Regions from separate parts of the Homo sapiens genome. Here region 1 is linked to region 2. A link is a loop called in an ENCODE intact Hi-C map of the cell type or tissue named here. Cell type or tissue: PC-9. All regions are shown on one strand.

The links. A loop is a pair of places that touch in the nucleus more often than their neighbours do. Peaks named below come from ENCODE experiments on the same cell type or tissue, not always from the same donor. Only the 100,000 strongest peaks of a DNase experiment are listed, where the experiment ranks them.
Region 1: a loop joins it to region 2, with 4 times the contacts of the local background. A loop is called at or near these places in 1 of 110 quality-filtered maps.

What each region holds. Positions count from the first base shown.
Region 1 is chr3:159,868,546-159,876,545 of GRCh38, reverse strand. The region is part of intron 5 of IQCJ-SCHIP1 (IQCJ-SCHIP1 readthrough); the gene reads right to left. All of the region lies in intron 3 of SCHIP1 (schwannomin interacting protein 1), which reads right to left. Among named protein-coding and RNA genes, the nearest start is that of IQCJ-SCHIP1-AS1, 100 kb to the right of the region's middle. RefSeq lists an enhancer at 3,326-4,525. In PC-9, a CTCF peak has its summit at 4,069; a DNase peak (open chromatin) is centred at 3,975; H3K27ac peaks cover 2,631 bases.
Region 2 is chr3:159,453,850-159,461,849 of GRCh38, reverse strand. All of the region lies in intron 4 of IQCJ-SCHIP1 (IQCJ-SCHIP1 readthrough), which reads right to left. All of the region lies in intron 1 of SCHIP1 (schwannomin interacting protein 1), which reads right to left. Among named protein-coding and RNA genes, the nearest start is that of MIR3919, 180 kb to the right of the region's middle. In PC-9, a CTCF peak has its summit at 3,190; a DNase peak (open chromatin) is centred at 3,649; H3K27ac peaks cover 1,962 bases.

The DNA of each region.
Region 1 (8,000 bases), 410 kb before region 2:
ACGAAATACTGTAGCAGCACCTACTAATGCAGCACTGACTCTCGTCCAGGCACTCTTCTGAGTGCTTTGCTGGTCTTCCTCACAGTAACCCCATGAAGTAGGCACAATTATTACCCTATTTTACAGATGAGGAAACTGAGCCACAAGTGAAGCCATTAGTAAGTGCTAGTAAGCGGCAGAGTCAAGATTCCAAGCCAGACCCTCTGGTTCCCAATACCCCGCTCCTACCCACCACGCTACACTGCCTGCCTAGTGAACAGACCCGAAACATGTTGATAAGTGAAAAAGCATGGTGATTAACAGAGCATGTGGATACACCACCTCATGATCGATGGTGGAAGAACAAATACAAATCCTGGAACAGTGATTGTCTCTGGTGACAGAAGCAGGGAGACTGGAAGAATGGGGGACAAATATGGCAGGATCTGAGCTTTTTATAGTGTTTTCAATGACACTGATTTTCTAATGCCATACATAAATATTCTGTCTACTTAGAAAACACTTCACAAATTATAGCCATTGGATCTTGTTTTCCTCTTTGTAATCTGTTGATTGCACTAATGGTTTCTGTTCTCATCAGAAATCTCTTTCATGGTTTGTTTTGTTTTGTTTTGTTCTAGAGACAGGTTCTCGCTGTGTTGCCTAAGCTATCCTCAAGCTCCTGGGCTCAAGGGATCCTCCCATCTCAGCCTCCTGAGTAGCTGTGACTACAGGCACATGCCACTGTGCCTGGCTTTCCATGGGTTTTTAATGCGTGCAATAATCTGAATGAGAACAATCCAAGCAGGACAGAAAATTTTACAACAGGATTGAGTAAAAGGATGGTGTTAAACCTTAGATAACATGGCTCACCTGCAGTCAGTTAGAATGTTTTCTAGCAGCAATGAATGCTTTTGTGCACTCTCAATGGAGCACTGTCACGTGAACTGTGTGTGTCTAGACACATGTATAGGACCACTGTCCAAAGAGAATGCAAACTACAGTAATAAAGTCATCATAGCTTGTCAAAGATGATGCACCAATGAAAAATAATTCCTAGAAACTCTTTTAATTAAACATTCAGCTGTCTACTAGAGCCATTTTTAAATATAAAATGCAGCCCTGTGGTCTTTTTCTTCCTGCCTCCCCCTCTTTTGCAATAGCTCAGGCAATTGAATTCTCATTGGTGATAAAAAAAAATTCATAAGACAGGGTACAGCTGGTTATGCCTCTAGCAAGATGTCAAATTCAGCTTGCATAAAATTAATTGCACCTAATTAAACCAGGGTCATTGGTGTTATTGTAAAGTGAGACTATTTATTAGACAAAGAAAATTTCACAAATACCAATTTGCTTTTCTTTCAGGTTTGTGAAGGAGAAGAATTGCTTACATAATTAGATTTGTTTTGCCATTTTAATCTTATTACTCCTCAAAAGATCTACTTCAAATCTTGCTTCACTTTTGAAATTGTGTAATATTTTTGAATACTGGAAGCAATCCTTAGAGGAGGGGCATAAAAAATGATAGTTTTTGTTTTTTTTTTTTTTAGACTACCCAGTGGCCTTTCAAATAGTGAAAAAAAAGAAGTCATCATTAGCTACCATTTGCAATGACACACACCTTGGAAATACTTATATGAAGGGTTTTTAAAGCAAATCTTTAGTATATATGTATGAGACTAATATGAAATGTTAAAGATATGTTGCATGTTATAAATAGGTTGCTACAGTATGCATCTATTATTTCAAGAAAGATGCCACAGACAGGCAATTTCACTGAGTTGGAACTAGACAACCTCTTTCCTCATTAACGCTGGGCAGATATAACCGTTGTGCTTACTTCTTCCAGAAAATCATACAACAATTATTACTGTTAGAGACAAAAGGATGATTGACTTTCTTGGCAAAATGATGCTGGTTCGACCTGTGATTCGTGGCACATTGTATATACAGATTCTCAGTTCCTCACTTTTAAAGTCCCTGTGAATCCTATTTCTTTGAAGTCTCTCTGGATTCACTGTTATTGGTCCAGTTGATAACAGCTCCCAGTTAGGGTGCCCCCCACTCCTTGCCCTCCAGCCCAAACACAAAAGGAGATGGCAGGTGTCCATTATTGGCCTTGTCTCAGCCATTTACCAATAAACCTATAAGGCCAAGAAAGAAATGAGTTTTGATTGGGTGATGTTGGAATGGTTGAGTTAAGTAAACAGTAATCATTATTCAAAGCAGCTGCTCAAAAGTTCTCTGGGGAATTTCTGTTTTTCATAATATTCAGCCTTTGGAGAAAATGGTATAGCCTATTTCAGGTCACATCATCCCATTGCACACTTTATGAAAAAGACTGTGTTTATATGTATATGTATGTAAATAAGTTCTCTCTTGGGGTAAGGTAAGAAGAGAGGTGAGAATCAAATTTATTTCGTGGTTACTCTGAGAAAAGGTAAAAGGAGAAGGCAGAGAAAACTTCCTTCACAATGTTAGGTCAGGTTGTAATGTTTAAAAAATAAAAGATTTCCCAGATATCTATTAATAAAGACTATCTTGTGTTCCCACAGCAGCTAAGCCTGTTTCTATTCCTTTAATTACACTAAGCTATACAAGCTCATCATCTGAAACATAATGCTAACTGATAATTAGTTTGGCCAATGAAAACATATTTTATAGGAAAGTATCATACTAGTAATAATAGAAAAAATGTTTCTTCAAGAATATGACTAACCCTAATATTTCTTAGAAACCTTATTTCAAAAATAGATAATTCATTTTTCTCATTTCATTTTAAGCTTTAAAAAACTTTTTACGGAAACACTTTTAAATAGAAAAAATGACAAAGGTTATACAGTTTCAGTTTGTAAAGGGCTGATAATGTGTGGATTAGCAAATTTTGAAGAAAAAAATGACACTCTACTTGCCACATTTCAGTATAAGTCAAATTTAATTAGTTGAGTTATGAAGCAACATCAAATATTATTTTGCTGCACTATTAGGCATGAAATGTCTTTATGGGATTATTGTAAGCCTAGCTTTCATTTAACAACTTGTCACTCTTAAGAAGTGCTTTAGGAGATAGCAACATCTAGAAAAATCCAGTGGGGCTAAAACCCAACAGACAACTGAGAGGAACTCACGCTCACAGGAACAGTTGAAACTCCAGTCTTCCCAGACCCTCATGTTACTTGATAATTTCTCACATACTGTGCATGGAGTTAGTTTCTACAGGCAAATATACAGCCTTTAAAGAAACATAAACAGAACTCCATTAGTTTGCCAAAGATCCCACTCACCTCAGTAGGCCCTGCCTTAAAAAGTAAGCTTAGCATTTAGGAATCCACTGCTTGGTCAATTAATTTTAAATCTCCAGCCTCATTTAAAATTGGGCATTGAGCTCTTCAGAGTAGTAAATTCATATCAGGTTTACCTGGTTTTAATCTTATTACTCCTCAAAAGATCCACTTAAAATCTATTTCACGTTGAAATTGTGTAATATTTTAGAATACTAGAGGTAATCCTTGGAGGAGGGCATAAAAAATGATAGCTTTTCTGTAAGTTACCTAATGGTTTTTCAAATACTATTATGTGCTCTGGTACATTTTGGAGTACCATACTGGTGAACTCAATGTTCTGACATCCCTCAAGTACTTTTGTAAGTAAGAGGTAAGGTATTTCCAGTTCAATGAAGAATTTCAGGGATAGTGATGCAGCAGAAACAAATTCTAACAGGGATAGGGAGTATGGGTTACACAATTGCAACTGAACATTCTAAAGGCTTTTCTCCTACATTATTACTGATGAGGAGGATGACAGTCAGTCTTTGCAAACTTTAAATTTATAGGGATAAAGTGATATTTCTTAGAAATATGTAGTCTCATTATTAACCATCATTCTGAGAGAGATCCCAAACAGTCATCGTGTTCTCAGAAGATGATCTCATCCCAGAATGTGGAGATGAAAGTATCAGAAAGAACAGGATATAAATAATCTTCCTTATGGTGAGTCAACAAGTGTAGCTTGTTATGAGCTACTGTGAAATACATTTGTGTTTAGATATCCGTGTCTCCACAGGGGGCAGATGACTCAGTGATTTTCAAATTCTGCTTTGCCAGAAGAGTTTCAGGTAGGCTTCAGGGGCTTGTAGGGGAAGGATGGAGAGAGGTACCAAAGGGCAGGCATGGAAAGGGGCAATTAGGATGGGGGACACATTTTCTGGGCAGAGGTATTCCAGTCTCTCTCCTTCAGTCCTCCTGAACCAAAGGAGGACTGCCAAGCTGGGTTTCCACACAGGGTTTTAATCAACATATTTGTGCTATTAAAAACAGTGAAAACCTTCTAGTTAACCATGGCATATTAAGCACAAGTATCTACTCTCACTTCTGAAATCTTACTAAAATAATATTAAAGAAAAAAAGAAGGTACAAATCTATATGCACAAAGAAAAAGGAAATGGAAACAACAGCACACAAGGGATTTTGATGAAATTTTAGAAGATAATATGCAGATGGGTGGGGAGTATTTGACTTAACTACCTCAATCTACCATGTGCCCACAGGGGAGGCTGGTAGAGGAAGCACATGCATTTCTACTGCAGGATCCTCGAAATGCTCAGATACAGCTGAAAGTAGGGGAGTGAAGTAGGACCGAACACAAAGATTGATTTAACACCTGAAAGGACCCTCTTGCCCTGCTATCTGCCCTGACCACCTGTGGCCTGGCAGAATCAGGAAATTTATTGTCTTAAGAGGTTGAGACTGGAGCATGCTCAGGCACAGCTGAGGTGGCAAAGAGATGCTTTACTGAAATCAAGGAAATTAAGTAAAATTTTATATGCTACAGTTCCTATCTTTCCCCTGCTAGAGTCTTAAAACATTGGCAGCCAGGTTTAAAATGCCTCAAGATGAGGTTGGAGGGTTTCTCTCAGTCGCAATTCATAGCCCAAGAGAAAAGACTCCTAGATACTTTCAATTAGATGCATCCCAATGAAAGAGCTGTGTCCTTATTCAGCCATTCTATAGTGAAGTTCACCATTCATTTATTCAACAAATATTTAGTGATTATGTATTAGATACTATTTTAGGCAATAGTTACAGTGGTGAACAAAATAGAGACGAAGTCTTGCTCTCTTAGAGCTTATATTTTAGAGCTAGAGAAAGACAGAACAAAGTATATATACTACAACGTTAGGTTATAATAAGCCCCCCCCCACCCCCCCCAACAAACAAATCAGGGTAAGAAGATAAGCAGGGTAAGACCGGACAAAGTGATGGGTACGAGAACGTTTACTTTTAATAGGGTGGTCAGGGAAGGGCTCTCTAAGCAGATGATGCATGCCAACTAGCCCCAACCACAGTTTATAAACAGCTTTTAGTGTCTTATACTTAGTTATTGGTGGGCAGAAAGCAAAACAAATGAAAAATAAACTCAGAAAAAGTCATGATGGACAGGAAAACATTTTAAACAACTTAATTAAAATTAATACTTTCAGAGAAATGAGAAAACATCATGCCAACAATTTTGAAAACAAACAAAATGGACATATTCCTAGAAAAATATAACTCATCAGACTGATCTGAGGAAATAAAAAGTATGTATAATATTATAACCACTTAAGAAATGGAAGCTGTCGTTAAAGCAAATACACAAAGTAAACACCAGGCCCAGAGAGAAATGAGTCCTACCAAGCTTTATAGAAACAGATCATAAAAATATTATGTAAACTTTTCTTAGACAATATGAAAGAGAATACTTCCCAATCCATTTTTAAGCCAGCATAACCCTGATACTAAAACCAAGCAAAAATGTCAGAAGAAAAGAATACAATAGATTCATGTCAATCATGAATATAAACCTAACAATCCTAAACAAAATGTTACAAATAAAATATGAATTTTATTTATAATTATTTACTCAGATTTTATTTATAATATTAGTATCTGAAAAAATATAATACTCCAACAGTATCTGAAAAAATATAATACTCCCTAACCACTTTAGGTTTAGACTGGGTATGCTAGCATGGTTTAATATTTTGAAAATCTATAAATGTAATTCATTAATTCATATAATAGATTAACAGAGTGAAATTGTACTTTTTCTTCAACTCAACAGATGAAGAAAAAGCATGTGATACAGTTAAATACCCATTCATGATAAAAATTCTTTGTAAGTTATACCTGGGAGGGAACATCATCTCATAAAGAGAATCATTAAAGGAAACATAAAATTAACATCATCTGAAATGGGAAAACAGTAGAAACATTTCATTTAATATGAGAAATTAGCTAAGGATTCCAACTACTACTATTTCTAATCCTCACTGTATTAGGGTACCTAGCCAATCCAATAAGACAAAGAAACCAAAAGCATGAGAATTGAAAATGAATAAATAAAGCTGCCATTATTTGTAGATGATATCATTCTTTAAAAATCCCAGGGAATCTACAGACAACTTTATTAGAAATAATAGGAGAGTAGAGAAGTAATAGGAGTAATAACAAAGTGGCTGAATATAATACTAGTATACAAAGTTAATTGCATTTCTGTTCACCAGCAGCAAATGAGAAAGCATTACTGAAGAGAATTTATCAGAATAGCAAGTATCTAGAAATAAATATAACAAGAGATGTGTAATATGTCTAAACCTTATTAAGAAAGAAATAAATATAACAAGAGATGTGTAATATGTCTAAACCTTATTAAGAAATACCTAATAAGATCTAAATAAGGGGGAGACAGACCATATTCATGGATAGAAAGACAATGAGAAAATGTAATGCTTCCTAAATTGGTCTATAGAATCAATGCAATTACAGTCAAAATTCCAAGAGAGTATTTTGTTGAACTTGATTATATTATTTAAAGTTTATGTGGAGGAATAAAAAAAGCCGTAACAGGCAGCATACTTCTGAAGAAAAAGAATAACAAAAAGGACTTTCCTGTCCAGATATCAGGACTTATTTTGAAGCTATTGTAATTAACACTATAGTTTTGCTGCTGAGATAGAAACAATAATAAAATAGAATATATTTCCATTAACATACAGTATATATGGGAGTAGTCTATAAGATCAGTGAGTAAAAGAGGGATTGTCCAATAAATATGATAAAAAAATGGTCATATATAAGGAAAACGATCAAATTTGACTTCTCCATACCATATCAAGAAATCAACTTTTGACTGATTGCAGACTTTTAAAAACTCAACACTTTCGACTCTTGGTAGGAAATCTAATGAATGTCTATTGGATCTTGGGGGAGAAGAAAATTTCTTACACAAGATACAGAAAGCCATTGACTAGAAAAGTTTGATAAAATTCAGTATAAAATCAACCTATAAAATTCAGAACTTCTGGTCATAAAACACATATTAAAAAAGTGAAAAATAAGTTACAACCTGGGAAATGATATATGCAATACATACAGTGTATTAAGGATTAGTATCATGACTGAAGAACTTCGATAAGTTGATGAGAAAAGCATAAAGAATCCAACAGCAATTTGGCATAGGACCCAAACAGATATTTCACAGAAGAGAAAACAAATACGGCTAATATACACAATAAAAATCATTTTATACCTATTCAATCTTCACAAAAACTTAAAAGAATTGGCAATATCAAATGTTAGTAACGTTATGGATCCACAGGATCTCTGAAACATTGCTGGTAGGAGTATAATCTGTTGCAACCATGTTGGAAAACAGTTTGACATTATATTCTAAGTGTAAACAATCATGTATTTTCCTAGTAATTCTACTCCTAGGTATGCCCCAAAGAGAAACTCTTGCATATGTATAGCAGAAGACATATACAAGAATGTTTATACGTAGCATTGTTTACAAGAGCAAAACCTTTGAAATAATCCAATGCCCATTATCAGGAGAGAGGCCAAATAAATTGTGGTATATTCACACACTGGAATACAAATGCAGAACATGGGGAGAAAGGAGGCAATTCTAATTTCAGGACAAAAAATAAAATTTCTCAAGTAACCATAGTTTACTACGTGGTTCAGTGGGAATAATGCATA
Region 2 (8,000 bases):
TTTTCCACAATGAACGTGTATTATCTTTGCTTGGAAAATAGTTACATATGCTTATTCTTTAAAAATTTAAACAGAGATGTATATAAAGCAAAAAGTAAAAGGACCCCCCTTCCGTTTCCCATCAGACACTCTCAAAATAGTAACTGTTAAGGGTTTGGTATACCGAGAACTGCTTGAACCAGGGAGGCGGAGGTTGCAGTGAGCCAAGATTGCACCACTGCACTCCAGCCTGGGCGACAGAGTGAGACTCTGTCTCAAAAAAAAGAAAAAAAAAAGAGTCTGGTATATATACTTCCGGATAATTTTTCCTGTATATTTGTGTTTATATATATCTGAAAGTACTTATATGTAATCTATATGAATATGAGATCATTCTAAATATCCATTGTTTGCAACTTTGTTTTCTTCAGCCACTTGTTTTCAGTGGCTGCAGTGTATTCCACAGCATGAGGGTGGGTGGCTGGAGAATGGCAGCGTCCTCAACAGACAGAAAGCAGTAGGTGGAAGAGGTAATGTTGGGGGAAGGTGAGCAGTTAAGTGGTAGGTATGGTGGGTTTGAAGCCCCTGGTTGGCAATTGGAAATGAAGGCATGAAAAGGTAGAAAAAAGAGATACAACTTTTAGAGGAAGGTATGCAGAGAGGATAGTTGAAGATGAAGAGGCCATTCCACTTACTAAGGGAAGCTTGTTAACCAAGAATCAACTAGTATTTTGGGGGCATTGTGATGTGCCCAGCAGAGTGCTGACCCTTGACCCCAGAGATCAGTGTCTCTGAGTCAGAAGTGTTGGCCTGGAACTTTCTGCTGCTCCCAATGCTACATAGCCCTCAAGTTCCACGAACTTCCTGAAACAGGTCAAGTTGTGAAAGGTCCATGGCATTTGTATGATTAACACGAAGTTCCTCTACCCTCCATAGAATAACATCCTACTAACTTACTTTGCAATATGGCAAAGGAACACTACAGATTTTTTTCTCTACTTCAAACTAGGGTGCATGAAAAGTCCTTTGCAATTAGTTTCAGCCAGTCTTTCCTATTTTATCTCCAGCCAATTTGCTTCATAAACCTTGCTCATAATTCCCCCAACATAGAGTGACCAACCACCCAAGTTTGTCCAAGACTAAGGGGGTCTTGGGATGTGGAACTTCCGTTTAAAATAGATACAGTTCCAGGCAAACTATATCTGCCAGAAACAAGAAGAGTTGTTCTCAGGATGTAGGACTTCCAGGGCTAAAACTGGAAATTTCCAGGTAGACAGGGACATGTTGATTACCTTACCAGATACAACAGACTCTTTTGTGCCTTCTGTGCCCTCATATATGCTGCTTCCTTTGTGTGTATTATTCTTTGAGTCCTTCTCTACAGAACACCTACTTATTCTCCAAGACCCACCTTAATTCCCCTCAGGGTTACTTTTGCTCAGCTTTTCCAGGTAGATTTATTTGATCACTTTCTGTGGGTCTTTGTTGGTTATCTCCATGCTATGCTCTACAACTATTCCTTGACCTTCCTTTGGGGACCTCACCTTATTCGGTTTGGATGGAACTGACCTCACCCACCCTCAGGGGTGTGTCCTGGATAGCTTCAGCCAGTCCACAAATTGCATTCCCTAAGCCACAGCAACTGTTCAGACAAAGGCATGGTAAAGAGTGGGAATTCTAAAACATGGAGAGCTACTAGAAGCTTCCTCTTGCTGCACTTGGATAATATAGTGAGAAATCGTAAAGTGTGGAACAGCTGATGCTATTTTGTAGCCCAAAGGGTGATGGTAAGAGTTGATGAGAAGCCGCCATGGAGCCTGTGACAGTGCCCAGTATTAGTTTGCTAGGGCTGCCATAACACAGGACTACAGACTGAGTTAAACAAGGAGACATTCATTTTATCATAATTCTGGAGGCCAGAAGTATGAGATCAAGGTGTTGGCAGGATTGGTTTCTTCTGAGGCCTCTCTCCTTGGCTTCTGGATGTTCCTTTTCTCCCTGTGTCTTCATGTGGACTTCCTTCTGTGTATGCCTGTGTCTAAATCTCCTCCTCTTATAAGGACACAGTCATATTGGATTAGGTCTCACCCTAATGACCCCATTTTAACTCAATAACATTTTCAAAGATCTATCTCTAAATACAATTACATTGTAGGTACTGGAGGTGCCTAGGATCAGCAATAATTCTGTTTTAGTTGTACAAGCTAATAAATTAGCTTTTTTGTTTGGGCTACCCTGAGTTTTAGTCTTACTTTGTGTCTTTGCATTGAAATATTTCTGTCTGATACAGCCGCATCACATTTTTTTTTGTTATATAGCATTTTTCACAGGGTACTATAATAACTTGTTCAGATGCTGATCTACTATAGTTATGTGTAGACTTTTTCAGGCAAGGACATTTCTATATCTCCAGCCCCTTAGATTTGGGCACCTAGTAGGTGCTCAGTGATATTTGTCAAATGAATAAAGGCTGATTAGCAGTATGAGCAAGAAGCCTGGAAAAGCAAGGCTCCCCTCAATCTTCATTTTATTAAATTTTTTGATTAGTATTTTCTGGGCCATAACCTTAAAATGGCTGCAGTTAAATCTCTGAGCTTTGATCCCAGCATTATAAAACCACCATGGGGCCCAGGAGACCATACCTGGGATAGCAGCAGTCGGAGCATGAGGACTTCTAAGAAAGTGAAGAATGTGAGTGAACAGCAAACATGATTGAGTGCCGAGTATGCAGAGAGAGTAAATGTGCCCTCATTATATATTGCATAATCAAAAAGAGAGAAGAGAAACTTATAATTATCTTCTTTGAATCATCAAATATACATGTAATTTTTGATGCCAAAGTTTAGAACAATGAAGAATAATATACTTACAGAAATAGCATAAAGGTATTCAGTGAAAACAAGTCCACATGAAGATGCATGTTAAACTGCATTAAGAATAAAACCCCTTATTTCATCAGAGCACAAGCTCAGGAAAGTCCCTGTACTTTCTAGCAAATATGTAGCTCCCTTAGGATTTTGTTTTTTCACTTTAAAGCAGATAAAAGAATACTTTTAGTTTTCTCTCTTTTAACTTTCTAGCTCCATGGATAAAAGATTAATTCCCTAATGGGATTTCCCCATCATTTATTGTGTTAAAATGTCATGAACTGTTCTTCTCTTCAGTGTGCAAGTTCTCTAAGCAATTACCTTCATGTGTTTTTCACTGAAGGTAAGTTTGGCTTCAATCCAGAAAACTCTTTACTATCTATTACAAGGAGCTATTACAACCAGCCCAAACCATTAACTCCTTTAAAAAAAAAAAAAAGAAAAGTCAGTTCATCTGTTGTGAGGCTGAACTAACTGTGTAACTTTTAAAAATTGCCCATGCTGAGTCCACTTCTTCCCTTGTTCTTAGTTTCCAGGAGCCAAAGAAGAAAAGAAGCTCAGAGGCCACTCTTGTGTCCTGAATACTTTGCCTGCTGAGATCGCCCTCCTGGGCTTGCAGTTTGTCTTTTGGGAGATGTAGTTAAACACATCCTCCAGGGAGTGCCCTCAGCAGCTAGAGTGAGGTCCTGGAGAGTGGACTTTTCTCAGGAGAGGGATGTATGTGGTTAGGCAGGCGTGGTCACCTGTTCCTGAGAAAGGACAACTACTGGGGAGGACAGAAGGGTTGTCATTGGATCAGTGCCATGAGTCACCCAGACACATTTGCATGAAGATAACTCATGGTGATTTCATATTACAATTATGTTTAAAGTTTCTTTTGGATTATTTCCTCAGAGCTCTGCATCACTTTGCAAGTATGTGCATGATAAAATGCTTAAAATTCCTTGCACAGAAGACATTCTCAAAAGTTTTATTAATTGCTAAGCCAGTTTTGAGGTTTAATATATTTTTGCCAACATTCTTTAAAAATACAGTAGTGCTCCTTTATCTGTGGTTTTGCCTTCCATAATTCCAGTTACCTGCAGTCAACTAAAGCCCAAAACTGCATGAGTAGAGAAGGGTAAGATATTTTGGGGGGCACATTTACATAATTTTTATTACATATATTGTTATAATTATTCTATTTTATTGTTAATCTCTTACTGTGCCTAATTTCTAAATTCAACTTTATCATAGGAATGTATGTATATGAAATAACATAGTATATACGGGGTTCAGTACTATTCACAGCTTCAGTCAGCCACTGGGGGTCTTGGAACATATCCTCTGAGGATAAGGGAAGACTACTGTATATATTTCTCTTTGATATGTCATATTTTCCTGAATGATATAACTCTGTTGAATCAACATCTAATACATGATATTTTAAATCAGATATTAATAAAACTAAACATTCTCTTTATAGCTTCCTCCCTTCCCTTCATCAAGGACTTCTCTTGCTCCTCCAATCCAACTCATACCTGCTCAGTAAATGAATTGTCCCAAAGCACAGCACCAATTTTGCAACTTCCCTACTTCCAAAATGTTATACACATAAAAAAAAAAAACAGAAACAGCACAAGCATAACAGAAATGATAATTACAAAGAATGGTAAGGACAAACATATTCACCATAATTCTACACCAGGATATCACTTTATACATTTAACATGCATCATTAGCACAACTCACAATTACATCCTAATTTGTTTATAATGATCTTCAATTAGATGAGCTATTATTCTTGGAAATCTCCTTTTTAAATGAGGAAGTTGGAGCTAATTATAGGCATGGTCATCAGTAAACACATCCAGAATTTCTCACTATCTCTCATTTTTAAAATACCACGTATAAATGAATATATTTAATTTTTACAGAGACAAATGGCATATGCAAGCTTTTGTAATTTGAGAAAAAAATTCTTATAGTACAAAAATTCCAAATTATAATTATAGTAAGGGTTTTATTTTGCCACGCTAATTAGATAAACTTAATTTGATAAATACACACCATGTGAACACAATGTTATGTTTTTAACAACCCTTCCTGATATTGTGTGCTTCTATAAAATCCTTTATTAAAAATCATGATCTTTAAAATTTTCTGCATATTTTTATGAGGATACACACTTATTTATGATGTGTGTATGTGACTACATGTGACTTTCTCACTCTTTGATACTTCTAAAGTCAGGTCAGGGTGACCAAGAGGTTTGGGAAGAAAAATCCCCATCAAGATCTTAACCAATTATTTTACGAAGTGGAAGCCTGTTACCGTGTTAAACTCTAATCTCTCATCATGAACATCTATTAACAACTTCTCTATACTTCCAAGTGCTCTTCCGCCCTCTTCCTTCTGTCCCCCAAATGATCTAGAGCAGCATTTATACATAGGCATACATGTATCATGTATCATTTAAAATGTGAGAAAAGATCTCTAACTTTCACAGGATAGAGAAAGTGAGGTACAGATTTCTTGTAAGATCTCTTTTTCATGGAGGAAAATTTTCTGGGCATACATAAGGCATTTAGTTGGGTATGAATTTTGTTCGTCTTTCCAAACCAAAGTATGAAAGCTCTCAGTATCCACATAGATGAAAAGATCGATATATCTGATTTTCTCTAAAATGAAGTCCACTATTCCATCATTCCCTCAACATAGAGAAAAGACACAGAAATGCTTTTATTCTTTATTTTAAACAATTTACTTAAGTTCCATAATATTCATTCGAGTTAAACAGAGACATAAACCATAAGGCAACATCACTCAAATCCTATCACTAGCCAACCCAGCAAGCTCCAGCGAAGGGAGGATGACAGAGCGGCTCAGGGAATGTGATCAGTCATCCTAAACTGGGCCTGAAACCATCTGATCAGAGTGAAAAATTCCATTAAGTTATTTTATTAGGTTGAGGCGATATCTGAGTGGTCATTTCAGAGACAGACTTAATACTGCTCAGCCGGCTCAGATGATCTTCAGTGCAGATACAACCTGGGCATACAGACATTCCAGAAACACTCATTAATTACGGTGGCATCTCTTCCTTCATTAAGGCTGACAGCAGCCCCAGGCCTCTGCCCTAAGTCCAACCACCTACTTACTACTCACCAGCCCAGGATGTCTCACACCCAGTCCTAGAACTGGGCTCACCAAACCTTCTTCTTTGTGCTGTTCTTCCTGACTCTGGCATCCTGGCCTCTCAACCCTGCCTGCATTTCTTTTACTTGAGGCATCTGTGGTGTGATAGTAAAATAGACTCTGAATGTGAAATAAGAACCTTGATCATTAGGATTGGGCCTATCATTATTTTCATGTCAGCTTGACAAGTTACATAATCTTGCTGAACTTACTTGTGCCACCTGTGAAATAGGTTTCTTCAAATCATGGGGCATTCCCACAGTGATTTTTCTCCCCAGCTTCTTAAAATAGCTTAAGTTGTTTCAACTTATTTTGTGACACTTGCTTGACTTGTATACTTTTCTGAGACATGGCTACTACAATGCCTTAAAGTGTTTTGTAAACTGTAAAGTGCAATGCTGCATATTATTGTTATTGCCTTGCTTGTCTTCTCTGGCCATCTGGGTCTATAGGTAGATTCCATCAGACTTTGCCCCAGTTAGCTGAAGTCCTCCAGGGATATGAGTCTTCTAGTGCCTCACTTCTGGCCTAACATTCACCTGTATGGAAATATTATTCACATGTTCTTGGCATCTGACTATATTGTGAGTCCTTAGAGGAATAAATACCCTGGCTCTAGGTAAAAAATGCATCCCAGCTAGGTGATTGCCCTCCCCAAGAAATTACAGAGCAAATATATTAGAGAATCTTAATTATCTCCTGGTAGCTGGGAAAAATCCAGTAAAATATCCAGATTCATTTTCTCTCTCTTTTTTCCTTTACAGTAAGTGGCAAATACCTGGGTCTCATCTGCTGGGGTTCCGTCCTTAACAAAGTATCTTGCTCTACAGTTTCAAAATGGAAAAAGAGTTTTAAAAAACATTTTTGTGAGTCACAAATTTTCTAAATAGTGATCTATTTTAAAAGAGTATTCCACATAGTTCTTGACTTCATGGCTTAAATACACGATATACAAATCAATTTCCTATAGGTCCATTGTTGGATGGTGACAAAAGACCTGTCCTCTGCTCTTAAGCCTACCTTCAGATTGCTGTGTGACCTTGGACAAGTCATTGAGGCTCCTGCCACCTTCACCTCTGGTTTTTTATCAGACTTCATATGTGGGAAAGAACAAGACTTCCAGGACCCAGAGTTGGTATAAATTTGTAGATGTGAACAAATCAGAATAAAGGCTGTCTTCTGAGACCATGGAAATTCTATTATTGTTTGCTATAGGGAAAATCATGTTCATTTTCTTTGACCATGCCCCCTTCCCAAACCCAGGGATAGAATCTAAACAATGCTTGACTGGGGACACCAAGATCTGGTCTTGTCATACCTATTTCTCTTTTTACTGAGTTCTGCTACCTGAGACCTGGTAACCCAATTGGACTAGGCTGCTATTTTTAATCAGTTTCCCTAGGATTTGGTTTCAGGACTTGCCTTTGTTGTAGATTCTGGCCACCACACCCAATGCAGGTGAGAGGTGGGTTGTCACCAGCCCCCACCCCCATCCCAGGTTACAACTTGGCTGGGAACAGCCCCCTAAGTCAGCGGTTCTCAAACTTAGCTATGTATTTAAATCATAGGAGTAGTTTTGAAAAATCCTAATGCTCACACTACCCTCCAGACCCATTGTATCAGAATCTTCGGGGGATAGTACCCAGGCATTGTTATTCTTTTCAGGTTCCCCTTGTGATTCCAATGTCCAGACAATGCTGAGAATCACTGCCCTACTTGAATCTTCCAGGAATGAAATGAAACAAAATCAGCTGTGAATTTTGAGAGTCTAAGCAACAGAGAGTTGCAGGCTGCAGATAAAGACCTGGAATTGTCAAGTTCTGAAAATTCATGGCCTAGCTTGGGCTTAGACACAGGATGGTGGAGTAGAAGGAGCTTGGTGCTGGAATATGATTTCTAAAATGATGGTCAGGGTAGAGTGGGCCACTGCAGAGTAGGAGCATGTGCTGTATTAGCGTTCAGTGGGCTAGAATCAGA